Linked DNA regions of Homo sapiens: region 2 is linked to region 1. Evidence: chromatin contacts called from ENCODE Hi-C or POLR2A ChIA-PET data. All regions are on one chromosome and are shown on one strand. Each heading gives the region's core, a stretch centred on a gene start or an enhancer-like site at or near the end of the contact. The rest is flanking DNA. Distances are from core to core; before and after follow the strand shown.

Region 1 (6,304 bases), core at 1,216-3,715:
ACGTGGAACTGTGGTGAGGAGCACCAAAGGCATCTGCCTCAGGAGACATCAAGCCCATTTTTTTAAGTGAACAAATGGATTATCTTTAATGCGGATATGCATCTGGATTACAGGAATAGTGTCGGCTCCAGGCCTAACTTGCTTAGGAACCATAGTCAGAATAATTAGTACCTGTTGACCCTGTAAGAAGGAAAAATCATGACTATGGCCAAGGAGTTCAGATCCCTTATGTCTTTCTATTTTCCTAGCAGCTCTTCTATCACACATTTCCTGCTCAGAATTTCCACTCCTGAGAGACAAGCGGCTACAACTGCTTTATTTTACAATAAAGAGGCAAGCAGCTCTCTTGATCGTAAATGAGAAAGGCCCATGCACAAGCCCTTCTTCAGCTTCTGATGGTCCCTGTCACCTCTGGCTCTGCACTGGCATTTCCACGCTGGCCTCCTTGGCCCACTTGTCTGGTTCTGTACCAGCTCTTTTTCCTCCACCCACTCCTTCACGCTGTCACTCCTCAGCGGTCTGTCTAGAGGCACCCTGCCACCCATTGCTAGCTGCCTTCCTCAACTCTCCCTATAACTCCCAGGCTGGCAGCCACCACCCACATGCCAGACTCTGGGTCCACCCCTCCAGTGTCTCTCTGCTCAGGACAAAGGCTCCCAAACTCCTCCTAGACTGTCAATGCACAAACGATCAACCAATCCCATACTGGACTCATTACCCGCTCCCCACTGGCCCACTACCACCACGGCCACACTCCAAGCCTGCTTTTCCTTCTGAATTCCCTGTCTTGGATAATACTCTACCACCCACCCTTGTCTCCCAGCCTGGAAACTCAAGGTCAGTCTCAGTCACCAAGTCCGGTTCCCTCTACCAGTTTCCTGAGCAGCAACAGGTTGTTCCCTGGGAGGCTGGAATTTTTCTTCTTTTCTCTACTTTTGTTTTCTGAATGTTCTCTGATGAACACTTATGACTTGCATAATGTTTATTATGTTTCCTAATAATTAATGGGTTTCATAATGGCTTATTATTCTAAAACAAATCTACCTTGATTGTTCCTGCTTGCCCATCCCCGAGGGCCTCCTATCCAGCCCTCCCCTTCCAGTCCCTCTGCCTTTTGGGCATCTTCCATATTACCACCTAGCTCCCCTCACCAAAACATTTCTCCAAGATTACCTCCTACCATCTCCACTCCATAGTCCCCAAATATCAGAATTGTTGAGAAGTGTTTGTCCACTTGTTTGCTTCAGCTCCCCTATTGTATTGTCAGCTCTTGTTCATACTGAATCCCTGGGGCCTGGCACAAAGTAAGTGTTGAATAAACATGAATTAAATGGATCAAGGCCAGGAGTTGAGTAACTGGTATAAGGTAGGGAATTTCTATAGAAATGATCTCAAAGTGTGCTTGGCGGACTAGCATTTTCAGTATGGCCTGGGAACTTGTTAGAAATGTAGATTCTTGGTGGGGCGTGGTGGCTCACGCCTGTAGTCCCAGCATTTTGGGAGGCCAAGGTGGGTAGATCACCTGAGGTCAGAAGTTCGAGACCAACCTAGCCAACATGGTGAACCCTTGTCTCTACTAAAAATATAAAAATTAGCCAGGCATGGCTGCACATGCCTGTAATCCCAGCCGCTGGGGAGGCTGAGGCAGGAGAATCGTTTGAACCTGGGAGGCAGAGGTTGCAGTGAGCCGAGATCATGCCACTGTACTCCAGCCTGGGCGACAGAGTGAGACTCTGTCTCAAAGAAGGAAAGGCAAGGAAAGGAAGGAAGGAAGGAAGGAAGGAAGGAAGGAAGGAAGGAAGGAAGGAAGGAAATGAAGAAAGAAAGAAAGAAATAAAGAAGAAAGAAAGAAAGAGAGAGAGAAAGAGGGAAAGAGGGAGAAGGAGAGACGGAGGGAGGGAGGGGGGAAGGAAGGAAGGAAGGAGGGAGGGAAGGAAGGAAGGAAGGAAGGAAGGAAGGAAGGAAGGAAGGGAGAGAGGGAAAGAGGGAAGGGGAGAGAGGGAGGGAAGGAGGGAGGAAGGGAGGGAGGGAGGGAGGAAGGAAGGGAGGGAGGGAGGGAAGGAGGGAAGGAGGAAGAAAGGAAGGAAGGAAGGAAGGAAGGAAGGAAGGAAGGAAGGAAGGAATTCGGATTCTTGGGCCCTTCCTCAGACCTACTGAATTAGAAGCTCTGGGGGTATTTCGATAACAAGTTTATGTTTCCAGACATGTCTTGCCACAATCACAAATAAGACTCTTTTTCGCAACTGAACTACACAAACCTTAGCAGGCTCGTGGCGAAACCACTGGAAAGCATTTAATCAGCTTCAGCTCTTTCAAACATGTTGCCCATAGGTTGCAGAAACGCAGCTGCCTCTCAGGATTAGAAAGTGGAGCAGCAACCGGAGGCGTCTCTGGGCCGCCCCCCCAACCCCCCCACCCCGCCTCGCCCACTCCACCCTCACACTGGCGTTGCCACAGTCCCTCCATTCCAGAGGGAATTCCAGAGCGGAATACGGATTCCGATTTTAAAATAAGCGCTTCTAAATCTTTCTCCTTGCATCTAAGACGGGTGGGGGAAAGAAAGGGAGAGGAGTTGAGGTCCCAAGGTTCAAGGCCTGGTGATCTCCAGGTCCCAGGCTGGGCGGCCTCGGTGCACGGAGAGGGCGAGGGGCGTGTTGTGGAGCCTTGGCAAGGCGCTGCTCTTCCTCGCGCCTCGGTTTGCGGTCTGTGAAATGGGGTTGGCAGTGCCTTTGCAGGGACGCGGCGAACTCAAGCACCAGCAAGCGGACTCGAACTCAAAGGGTTTCAGGGTGTAGACGACCAGAGCGCACTGAGGGGCTCCAGGTCGGCCCGCTCCGGAGCCGGGAGAGTAACCGCGTGCAGGGAAAGGCGCACGGCAGCCTCGGTGCCTCCCTTCCCTCCACCGGACGGGTGACTGACTAGGGGTGAGGTCCTCACCTCCAGGCTGCGCAGCTGAGTTCTGGAAGGTACTGTCCTGGGGGTGTGAGTGTGTGGGCCCTCAGGAAAGGTGCGAGGGGCGGATGCCGTGGTCTACCCGAGCTTGCGGGGGTGCGGTGGTCAAGTTCCCCAGGACCCTCGCTGGCGCCGCTTGTCGACAACGGGGAACAGTGGGCGCCGCGGGTGGTGGTAACTTGGCCCGGGAAGAAAACACATCCCTTTCCCAAACCGGATTCCTCTGAGCAAAACCAGATGGTGTCATCCGCATTTTACAGCTGCGTCAAGAGAGGCCCAGGACACCAAGAGCCAGCTGTGGCCAGAGCCCTTTCACTGACCCAGAACACTGGCCCTCGGAAACCTGGAGAACTGCGAGGGCTTTTAATGCGGCTGAGAAGAAAGTGAAGACCCCGACTCCTCCTCTCTCCTTCGAAAGAGCCGACACAGGTATGAAGACCAGCGCCTCGGACGCTCCGGGGTAGGGGGCCGACGCCCCCTCCCTTTCAGAATCACGCCTTGCTGATGCTCAGTCCTGCCCAGTGTCCACCCCCCACCCCCGCCCCCAGTTTCCTTTCTAGCCCCTCCGGTCCCCAAAGCGAACTAAGCTAGCGGCAGCTTCTCCATCCCGGAGGAGACTCCAAACTCCTAGGTTTCCCACCTTGGAGAGTACTGCTCTGGAATGCGCAGGGGAGCGGCACCTGGAAAGGGTTGGGCGGAAGCTTCTCGGACCCAGAGGGGGCGGACACCCGGCACCGCGCGTGGGAGGGATTAACTCCACCCCACTAGACCACCTCCCCCTCTCTCCCAGGAGCCACTTCAACCGGTTGTCGCCCCAGTGGCCGCCCTCTGAGCACGTGTTACTGCCAGTCTGCGTCAGCGTTGGGTAAATACATGACTGGCCGACGCCGCCGGGTGGGGCTATTTAAGAGACAGCCGCCCGCTGGTCCTCCCTGAACTTGGCTCAGCTGCCGGGCTGCTCCGGTTGGAAACGCCAAGCCAGCTGCGTCCTAATCCAAAAGGTAGGTCCCTCGGTTCGTCAGCGGGGGATCCAAGTGTCGTGTGTCTTTGAAGGATGCTGTCTTCAGCTTTGTGCCCATTTCCATTATGCTTTTCTATTTTCTGTGTCTTCCCTCCGAGAGCTCGAAAGACATTTCTTGAAGTCAGAAATAACGGCTCTGGGTCTAAAAGTGAGGTCTGGGTGGGTAGAGCTGCTTTAGAGCCTTTCATACGCCAGCATCATTAAGGGATGAACTACCCATTCGCTAAGATTCGCATGCAGATTGAGTTTGCTAGCTGTTACACAGCGGTGCGGGGGACTTTGCAATCTTTTCTAATAAAATATTAGAGGGTTTTAAGATTTAAATTCATTTTCTAAATACTGCAGAAAATTTCGAGGCTTTACGGATAGAAACTTGAGGGTGTTTTATCCACTAGCGATCTAAAATGCACGGGGCTTTCGAAGCCTGAGCGCTGGGCACATATTTCTGATTTTAAAACCTGCCTATGTTCTGCGTAGTGGCTTATTGCCATTTCCCACGTACACTTTGAGAAAAACTTTATAAATACGGCTTTATTTATTGCTCCTACATTTTAAACTGTGCTTCTCTTTTTCATCATTTACTGTATTTCCATATTGAAAGCTTGTTAGCTATCTGGAAAAGTGCTTTCCCCAGGGTTCTCATTTCTCCCACGGAGTCTTCCCTTTAGGATATTTTTTTCACACTATTTTTAATCTCGTGGGGTTTTATTTTTCTTCTTTCGGTTAGAAGAGAGGCACTCTGCAAACACTTCCTCAAACTTTAGGAAAGCAAAAACATTCCTTCTGCTCAACACGGCAGAAAACAGGGTCTCTGCCCCTTGGCGCTGGGTGAGGAGTTCCCAAAGACCAGCCAGGTGCGCCCGGGGGCGCGCGCCATGGCACTCGGCTGGGGTCAGCGCTTGGCGAGCCCTCGTGCTTGCGGCGGCCTGGCGGGTCTGGAGCACCTGTGTTTGTCCTAAGCCCGCTTCTGGGTGCCCGGCCCGCCGCAGGAGCTCTGTTGCCCAGCCTTTCAGTTAACGCGCCCTCCTCCTTTGCTCGCTACAGCCATGAACAGCGGCGTGTGCCTGTGCGTGCTGATGGCGGTACTGGCGGCTGGCGCCCTGACGCAGCCGGTGCCTCCCGCAGATCCCGCGGGCTCCGGGCTGCAGCGGGCAGAGGAGGCGCCCCGTAGGCAGCTGAGGGTATCGCAGAGAACGGATGGCGAGTCCCGAGCGCACCTGGGCGCCCTGCTGGCAAGATACATCCAGCAGGCCCGGAAAGGTAAGAATGCTGCCTCCCCATCCCTCACTTCTGCCCTTGTTCCCAGGCTCCCGATGCTGACCCTCTTCTCTAGCGCTAGCCTGATGGGGATGACCTCTCTCGGTAGGAAACAAGCAACATGATTTCTGGCGGTCCTTTGTAGCAATCTGAGAAGGGGTATGGAGGACTTAATTTATAAGTAAGGGGAACCTTCTTGAAAAGCTTTCTTTGAACTAATTTTTAGCAGTGTTGCTGATTAAGTTCAACACCATTTTACCAAGCCATTAAAAGATAATTATTGAAGCCTAGGAAAGGGTTCCTAGATACAGTGAATACCCTCTACTGAAAACGCAAAGGACCTTGGAGCCACCCAGATACCAACCCTTGGAAATCCTCTAGCAGGAAGGGGTCAATGCTGAGAATGCCTGAGATCTGGCTACAACAGTTTAAAAAAGCAGTGACAATGTGTCCATTTCCACCAAAGTATGTAACAGAAGGAAAGAATCAGCAGCAGTTTTGTGTTCTCCTTGCAATGACTTACAAATTATTACCCAACAAGAGAGGTATTTGTTTTTACTTTACTGTTGCAGAGATGGTCACAGTTGTAGCAAGAGCTGAGCAAGTCAGTTTTCTCAGCATCAAAGTCTTTCTCCAGGAATAAGGTGATTCAGCAGCTCACTAGCCGAGTGGCATGCAGGCAATTCTGACCTGAGGCTAGCTTTCCCCTAAGCTCCTTCCAATTCTTTGTGTGATTCAGAGGGAGGCCCATTCATCTCTTGTGACCCATAGGAATCATGCTTTGGATTGGGGCAGCTTTTTTCTGCCAACTTTATCCCCAGTGACACTAATGATGAACACCGGCTGTGGAGCAGTGTGCTGAACAGTACAAACACAGCTGGACATTAAAAGAATTCAGCAGGCCAGGAGCAGTGGCTCACACCTGTAATCCCAGCACTTTGGGGGGCTGAGGCAGGTGGATCACATGAGGTCAGGAGTTCGAGACCAGCCTGACCAACATGGTGAAACCCCATCTCTACTAAAAATACAAAATTAGCTGGGCATGGTGGCACATGCTTGTAATCCCAGCTACAC
Region 2 (6,304 bases), core at 2,675-5,174, 250 kb before region 1:
AACAGGACTATGGGAGTCATAATTTAATCAAGTACCTGTCAGTCAATCAGTTATCAATTGTTGAGCAAATATTTAGTGAGCCTTTCCCACATGCTTATCTTTATGTGAAGAGCTAATCAAATCCTGTGAGTTCTTTAAAGACCCAGCACCATTGCCTCCTCTGCCAGGGAGTCCCTCGGATTGCTCCAGCCTCTTTGACCACTTTCCTTTGCCTTTCCACTTCCTTGAGAGGTGAGTCCCCACTCCAGCCGGCCCCACTCACATCACCTCTTCAACCCAGGGGTCTTACCTTGAATGGAGGAGAAGAGCTTGAAGATGAGGGGACAGGCCAAGACAACTACCTGGCCCCGAGGGGTGGCTGGCCAGCAGGTGAGGTTGTCCCACATCTTGCTGCAGCCTATGGGGGTAAGGCAGAAGACACATGGGTGAGCACAGTGCAGGTGCCTCCAGCCCTGGGGCCTGAGGCCATAGGCACCCACTCTCTTCCTCCCTCTGCCAGGCTCCCACCTCAAGGAGCCTCCAGTCTGAGAGGGGAGGCACAGCCCTGCGGAGGTTGCACGGGGCTGTCCTGACAGGGAGGCAGGAAGGAGGCCTGACTACAGTTCCTTGGTCCTTAGTGAGGGATGGAGCGCCCCCTGGGGATGTTTCCAATGCCAGTGGTGGTTTTGACTGTTGCAGCAATAGGGGGGCCTCACTGGCATTTGATGGGCAGTCACCAGGGATGCCAGACAGACAACTCCTGCACAATGATGAATTGTCTCACATTCTGCATGGCTTCCAGATGAGCCACTGGGCATATGTATAGGTGAAAACCTTTCATAATGACCAGAGCCTAGACTCTTACACCATTTTATGTATAAACACACGCCATTTACTTACTTATTTTTTGAGATGGAGTCTCACTCTGTCACCCAGGCTAGAGTGCAGTGGTGCAACCTTGGCAACCTCTGCCTCCTGGGTTCAAGCAATTCTCCTGCCTCAGCCTCCCGAGTAGCTGGGACTATAGGCCCATGCCGCCACGCCCGGCTAATTTTTGTATTTTTAGTAGAGACAGGGTTTCACCATGTTGGCCAGGCTGATCTCGAACTCCTGACCTCAAGTGATCCTCCCACCTTGGCCTCCCAAAGTGCTGGGATTACAGGTATGAGCCACCGCGCCCGGCCAACACAAGCTGTTTATTGCACAAGTTTAACATACATGGAGTTTTCCAGGAATGCAGCCACTGAGAAAAGGGAGGGAAGATTGTATTTTGTTTTGTTCTGAACTTCACTAAGAGTTGTTCAATGTTTTGGAAAATCATGATACCCATAGCAGTGCTGCCTGTGATACTTGAGTCACCGATACAACTACCTGTGTCCATCAGTCTGCATTTGTAGGCCTCACATTCCCAGGATTTATATTTGTAGGTACAACCTTCAGACTACATCTAGTGTGGTTATGCTTGAATATGTACATGGTACTTTATTGTAAATTACTTTCCTTTTAATATTTATTTTACAGTATAGCTAGAACATTATTTTTTATAAAGTGGATGGGTACGTGTCCTGAATTTCATATTATGATAGTGAAGGAGGCATTAGAAAATGTTTTGAGACTCTGTCTCAAAAAAAAAAGAACTAGATGCATCCCAATATACTCATCACCCCATCATAGTCTTGCTCTGTCGCCCAGGCTGGAGTACAATGGCATGATCTCGGCTCACTGCAACCTCCACCTCCCAGGTTAAAGTGATTCTCCTGCCTCAGCCTTCTGAGTAGCTGGGATTACAGGAGCCCACCACCACACCCGGCTAATTTTTGTATTTTTAGTAGAGACGGGGTTTCGCCATGTTGGCCAGGCTGGTCTCGAACTCCTGACCCCAGGTGATTCACCTGCCTCTCAGCCTCCCAAAGTGCTGGGATTACAGGCATGAGCCACCGTGCCCAGCCCGCACCTAGTTCTTGAACAACACAGATTCCCCCAACGTGGTCGGATTGTGAATTGTGATGGAGGGGAATAGTTAGGGAACAAGTGCAGCGAAAACCCTGCATTGTGGCTGCATTCTCCGCCACAGCCTTGCAGAGCCTGGCCAGTGAAAGATGCACAGTGTGGTCTCTAGGGGTCTGCTTGAATAGGCACATGCAAATGCCATCATTTAGTCTGTTCAGAAGCTTCATGCCCGTGAGGGACTAGGACTGCTCTGGACCCATCCCATGCAGGAGGCTTAATTGTCTCTTTGCAATCCTGCCAGTCCCATAGATTTGCTCAGAAAACCCAACCCCTGAGCCAAAGTCAACGCCAGCTGGGCCAAGCCCAGCCCAGCCCAGCTCAGGTCCGAAGGTTCACAAGTTCCCAAGAAGGGGGTCTGGGAAGAGGAGGTGGAGGGATGTGTTTACTTGGGGAAGAGCCTCGGGACTGTGTGCATTGGAGTGGGCTGGCAGCAGCAAGGGGCACTTTCTGGGGCTGCAGCAGTCAGGCCACATCTATAGCTGAAGGCTGAGGAGGACACCTGGATCCCTAGGGCTTGGCCAGAGATTGCAGCCTTCCTTGGTCATGGACCCTGACCACTTTTCCCCCAACCTGTCTTGAGGGCTCTTGTGGCCTCATGTTGGCTGTCAGTCCCTCTTCCATTCTGGGCCAGCTTCTCTGAAAGCTGAGTAGGGGCACTTCAGGTCAGTCAAACCCTGCTGGGGGTTCAAGACCCTGTTAAGAATATCAGCAAACATTCATATAACATTTGCATGTGCCAGGCACTGTTCTAACCTCTTTGGATGAATAACTTATTTAATGCTTCCATTTCACAGATGAGGAAATGGAGGCACAGACTGATTAGAAAACCAGCTCAAGGTCATGTTGCTGGTAAGCGGTACAGTCTATTCCCACTCCTCTTGGTTGGAAGGCCTGTCATTTCTCTGGGAATTTTGCTGCTGCTGGACTTTGTTTACCCCTCTCTGACAGCACTGGGCACGCCCTGTTTTGTAGGCCGGCTATTGTGTCTGAGTCCCTGCCAGACTTTGGGCTCTCTAAACCTCCGGCTGCCAGCACAGGCCAGGGAGTGAATCCGGGGCTGGGTCTCTGGCCCTGAGCTCTGCTTCACTGCAGTGGGACAGAAGAGAGGAAACCAGGCCCTGCCCTTGGGAGGCCACACTTGGCCTCAAGGAATCTCAGCATAACCAAGGCTGGGCTGTGAACTGGTGCTGGGGTGTAGGGCAGCCAGCAGGGCAGGGGAGCAGGATGAGAGGCCAATATGAGGGACATGGTCAGGGAAGCAGGGGACGGGGTGACAGCCATGAATATACTTGGTACCTGGAATGGCCTGTTGTCCTGGGCTAGGCAACGGGAGTATTTCCTGTGTGCCTGCCCTAATGAGGCCCCATAGGTCCCATCACACATGTCACCAGGCCTACAGAAATACAGGGCCCAGGCTGGCTGTGTGTGCCCACAGGTGGGGCTGTGCCCTCAGCAGGAAAGCCCAACCCAGAGCTTGGGGTAAGGGATGGTGAGGCAAGATGAGGTGGGGCCTCTGCTGTGTCATTTTGTAGACTTGTGTGCACACAGAGATACACACACTGACATGTACATGCCAGTACACAGAACACCAGGCACACATGCAAACATGCACACATGTACACTTACCTGAACACAGACCACAGACACAAGCAAATGGGCACAGAGAGACACACAACTCACAGAGACATACATTCAGAGAGACAGACATGTCTGGGTGTATCACTGACATTCACACTGATAGACATACAAGCCAACACACAGAGACACAGCACACTGGGCAGACACATCTAGGCATGTCGAGATGGCATGTGCCCAAGCTTAAATAGACACACACTTCTGACTCACAAAGATACTCAGAGTCAGACACAGAGCTATAGACCCCAGAGGCACAGACGCAGCTCCAGACAGACATGGGCCAGGAGCGCATACCTAGATGTGCATGAACACGCACAGAGCCCTACAGAAGGTCACGGGCAGACCCATGGCCACAACCTATGCTGGCCCTTCTCTGCATCCCAGCCTGGCTGCTGGTGACAGGGTGTTGGCACCCGACGGGAACGCTGTGCCAGCAGTGACCTCATTGGAATCACGAGGGTGGCCTGTCCCCAGGCGTGGGAGGTGCGCAGTGGAGTCTAGAGTCTGGGCCTCTTGGGGCTGCCTATGATCCCACCGCTGGGGCCTGCCAAAGCCTGTCTGCACCTGGTCCTGGCTCCCTGCACTGGTGGAGTGGGGTGGGGCCTGTAGGTAGTGGGCAGGCCCAGCCACCCCGTGACCCATGCCTCAGTCTCTGGGCCCTAGAGTCAAGGGGTTGTCCTGCTTTGAGACAAGGGTAGGCAAAGCCCATCTGTGAGGCTACACATACTCACTTACAGAACAGGAGGCAGACAGCCTGGGCACCAGGGCCAAGAAGAGGGACCCAGAAGGGGTTACATAACTGTCAGCTTTAGAGAGGTGGAAGGGGAACTAGGGAGCCAGGAAGACGTAAAGATGCTCCCTGCTCCTGAGCAAGGCTGTTACATAACTGTAAGCTCAGCCGCGGGGAGATGGCCTGGGATGGAGGCCCAGAACGGGCCCAGCCATCTCATGCCTCCAGCCCAGACATGCCAGGCTGGTGTCCCTGGCAGTAAGACTTGAACCTGCCAACCATGCCCCACTCCCCATGGGAAGTCTGCCTCAGTGCCTCCCACCTTCCCAGACTCTCTGTTTCTCCAAACCTGCTCACCCCTCCAAGTCTGGTTCAAGTGGTACCAAAGAATTCCATCCATTCTTACCTGGGGCTGCTGAGTCAAAAGGAGGGTGCTGTCATCTGTCCTGATAGCCCTGCTGTCCAGTCTTGGTAGCTGGGCACTACCCTTCACACTGCCAGGTGGGGCTCTCCCAGCCCCCTGAGGAGGAGTGGCTGGGGCCCTCATGTGCTCAGCCCCTGGGGCTGACCTTGACTTGTCTCATCAGCCGAATAATGAGCTGATGGTTCATCTGGCCACTAAGGGTGGGTTGGGATGGAGAGGCCAGTGTGTTTGCCTGTATGTGTATGCTTAGGGGCTGGGCGTGTGTGTATGTGTGTGTGTGTGTGTGTGTGTGTGTGTGTGGTGTCACTATCGGTCCTCTGGATGTAGCAGAGGCAGAGCCTGGGGTTGAGAGGGAGGAGTGGGCCTCAGTTTCCAGGCTGAATATTGGCTGTGGTGAGTATTCCACATCTTTCCAGACAAAACTTGTGCCCCTTCTTGCTCGGGACCACTAAGATGGCTTTGAGCTTCCATGTGGTCCCTGTGGGGGTCACATATTGTGACTGAATGTGCCTCTTCTTCCTCTGGAGATGCTAACAGTACAATGTTCTAATCCTGGAGTGTGGTGTTATGGGGCTAATTCTCCCATGCCAGCTCCAGGGGGTCCTGGAACCTGCCTGCCCTCATTGGTCACAGATCCCCCACCACATAGCACCCTGGGCCTTGTGTCCTGGGTGGGCTGGCCGCCATGGAGATCTTCACTTTTCCTGGAGAAGAGGGATAGGGACCCCCAGAGGCAGAGTTGGCTCCATGTACTTTTCAGAACCCCAATTTAGTATGTCCTCCTTAGCTGCGGCTGGGAGCTCCCCAGACCTGGGGTGGGAATGTGGAAGCCTGTTAGCCCCTTTCTTCTTCCATCTGGCTCCCCAGCCGCTCCTCACCATCATCCAATAAATGTGGAACGAACGTGACTTGGATCTCAGCTTGAGACATGAGGAATCTTGGGCTCCCTGGGGGCATGCAGCCCCTCTCTGCCCATGGGGGCCTCACCTATTGTCTCATTCTCCAGCTGGGCCTCCTCCAGGCACTGCTTGTGCTGCACCTCGATCATCTGCACATAGTCACACTCCTCCTGCAGCCTGGCCGCCTGGCCGCCCTGAGAACAAAGACAGGGAGGGCCCATCAGCCTCGTCCATAGACTCAGGAGCACCAGGCCCAGTCTCTGGACTGCACCTGCCCTCTCCCTGGAAGAGATCCAAGTTCCAGATGGAACCCCAATACCAACCCAAGACTGAAACCTGAACCTGACCCCAACCTGTTGTCCATTGCCCCCAAACCTGGGTCGGCCCCGAGGACCCTGCCACAGCTTCTTGATGGCTCCCCCATTAGTGCTGCAGCTGTAACTGCTTTGTCTCTTTGCGGGTGGCACAACTCCAGATGGCGGCAAGAGGGCCTCCCCTTAGAGGCCTGAGCTGGCCCTCTGGACTCTGCCACTCTCCAGCTTGGTTTGAGAGTCTGTCCCTGTCTTGATCTCCCTGATGAGTGGGGCCAGCTCGTGCTACTACTCTGTTATGTGGAGTTGGATCCTG

What was found. Hi-C counts contacts between places; a loop is a spot of excess contacts on that map. ChIA-PET counts read pairs that join two places held with the same protein, here RNA polymerase II (POLR2A). Pooled maps may share reads with other maps.
Region 2: a loop to region 1 is called in a map of endothelial cell of hepatic sinusoid, with 2.7 times the contacts of the local background. The contact joins the enhancer-like site here to the promoter of CCK in region 1. A Hi-C loop is called at or near these places in 2 of 168 maps with a recorded cell type or tissue (endothelial cell of hepatic sinusoid and pancreas) and 1 of 50 pooled maps. POLR2A ChIA-PET finds 5 or more read pairs at or near these places in 4 of 52 experiments (AG04449, HCT116, MCF 10A and 1 more).

Annotation. Positions count from the first base shown.
Region 1 is chr3:42,262,346-42,268,649 of GRCh38, reverse strand. CCK (cholecystokinin) reads left to right here and starts at 2,465. Exons shown (of 5, transcript NM_000729.6): 1 at 2,465-2,966; 2 at 3,213-3,381; 3 at 3,743-3,953; 4 at 5,018-5,233. The coding sequence starts at 5,020.
Region 2 is chr3:42,513,316-42,519,619 of GRCh38, reverse strand. It overlaps VIPR1 (vasoactive intestinal peptide receptor 1), which reads right to left. Exons shown (of 13, transcript NM_004624.4): 2 at 5,766-5,871; 3 at 290-397. Among named protein-coding and RNA genes, the nearest start is that of VIPR1, 14 kb to the right of the region's middle. Within about 2 kb of position 3,924, at least 12 of the 41 ENCODE cell types and tissues checked have a DNase peak (open chromatin) inside an H3K27ac peak, as active enhancers do.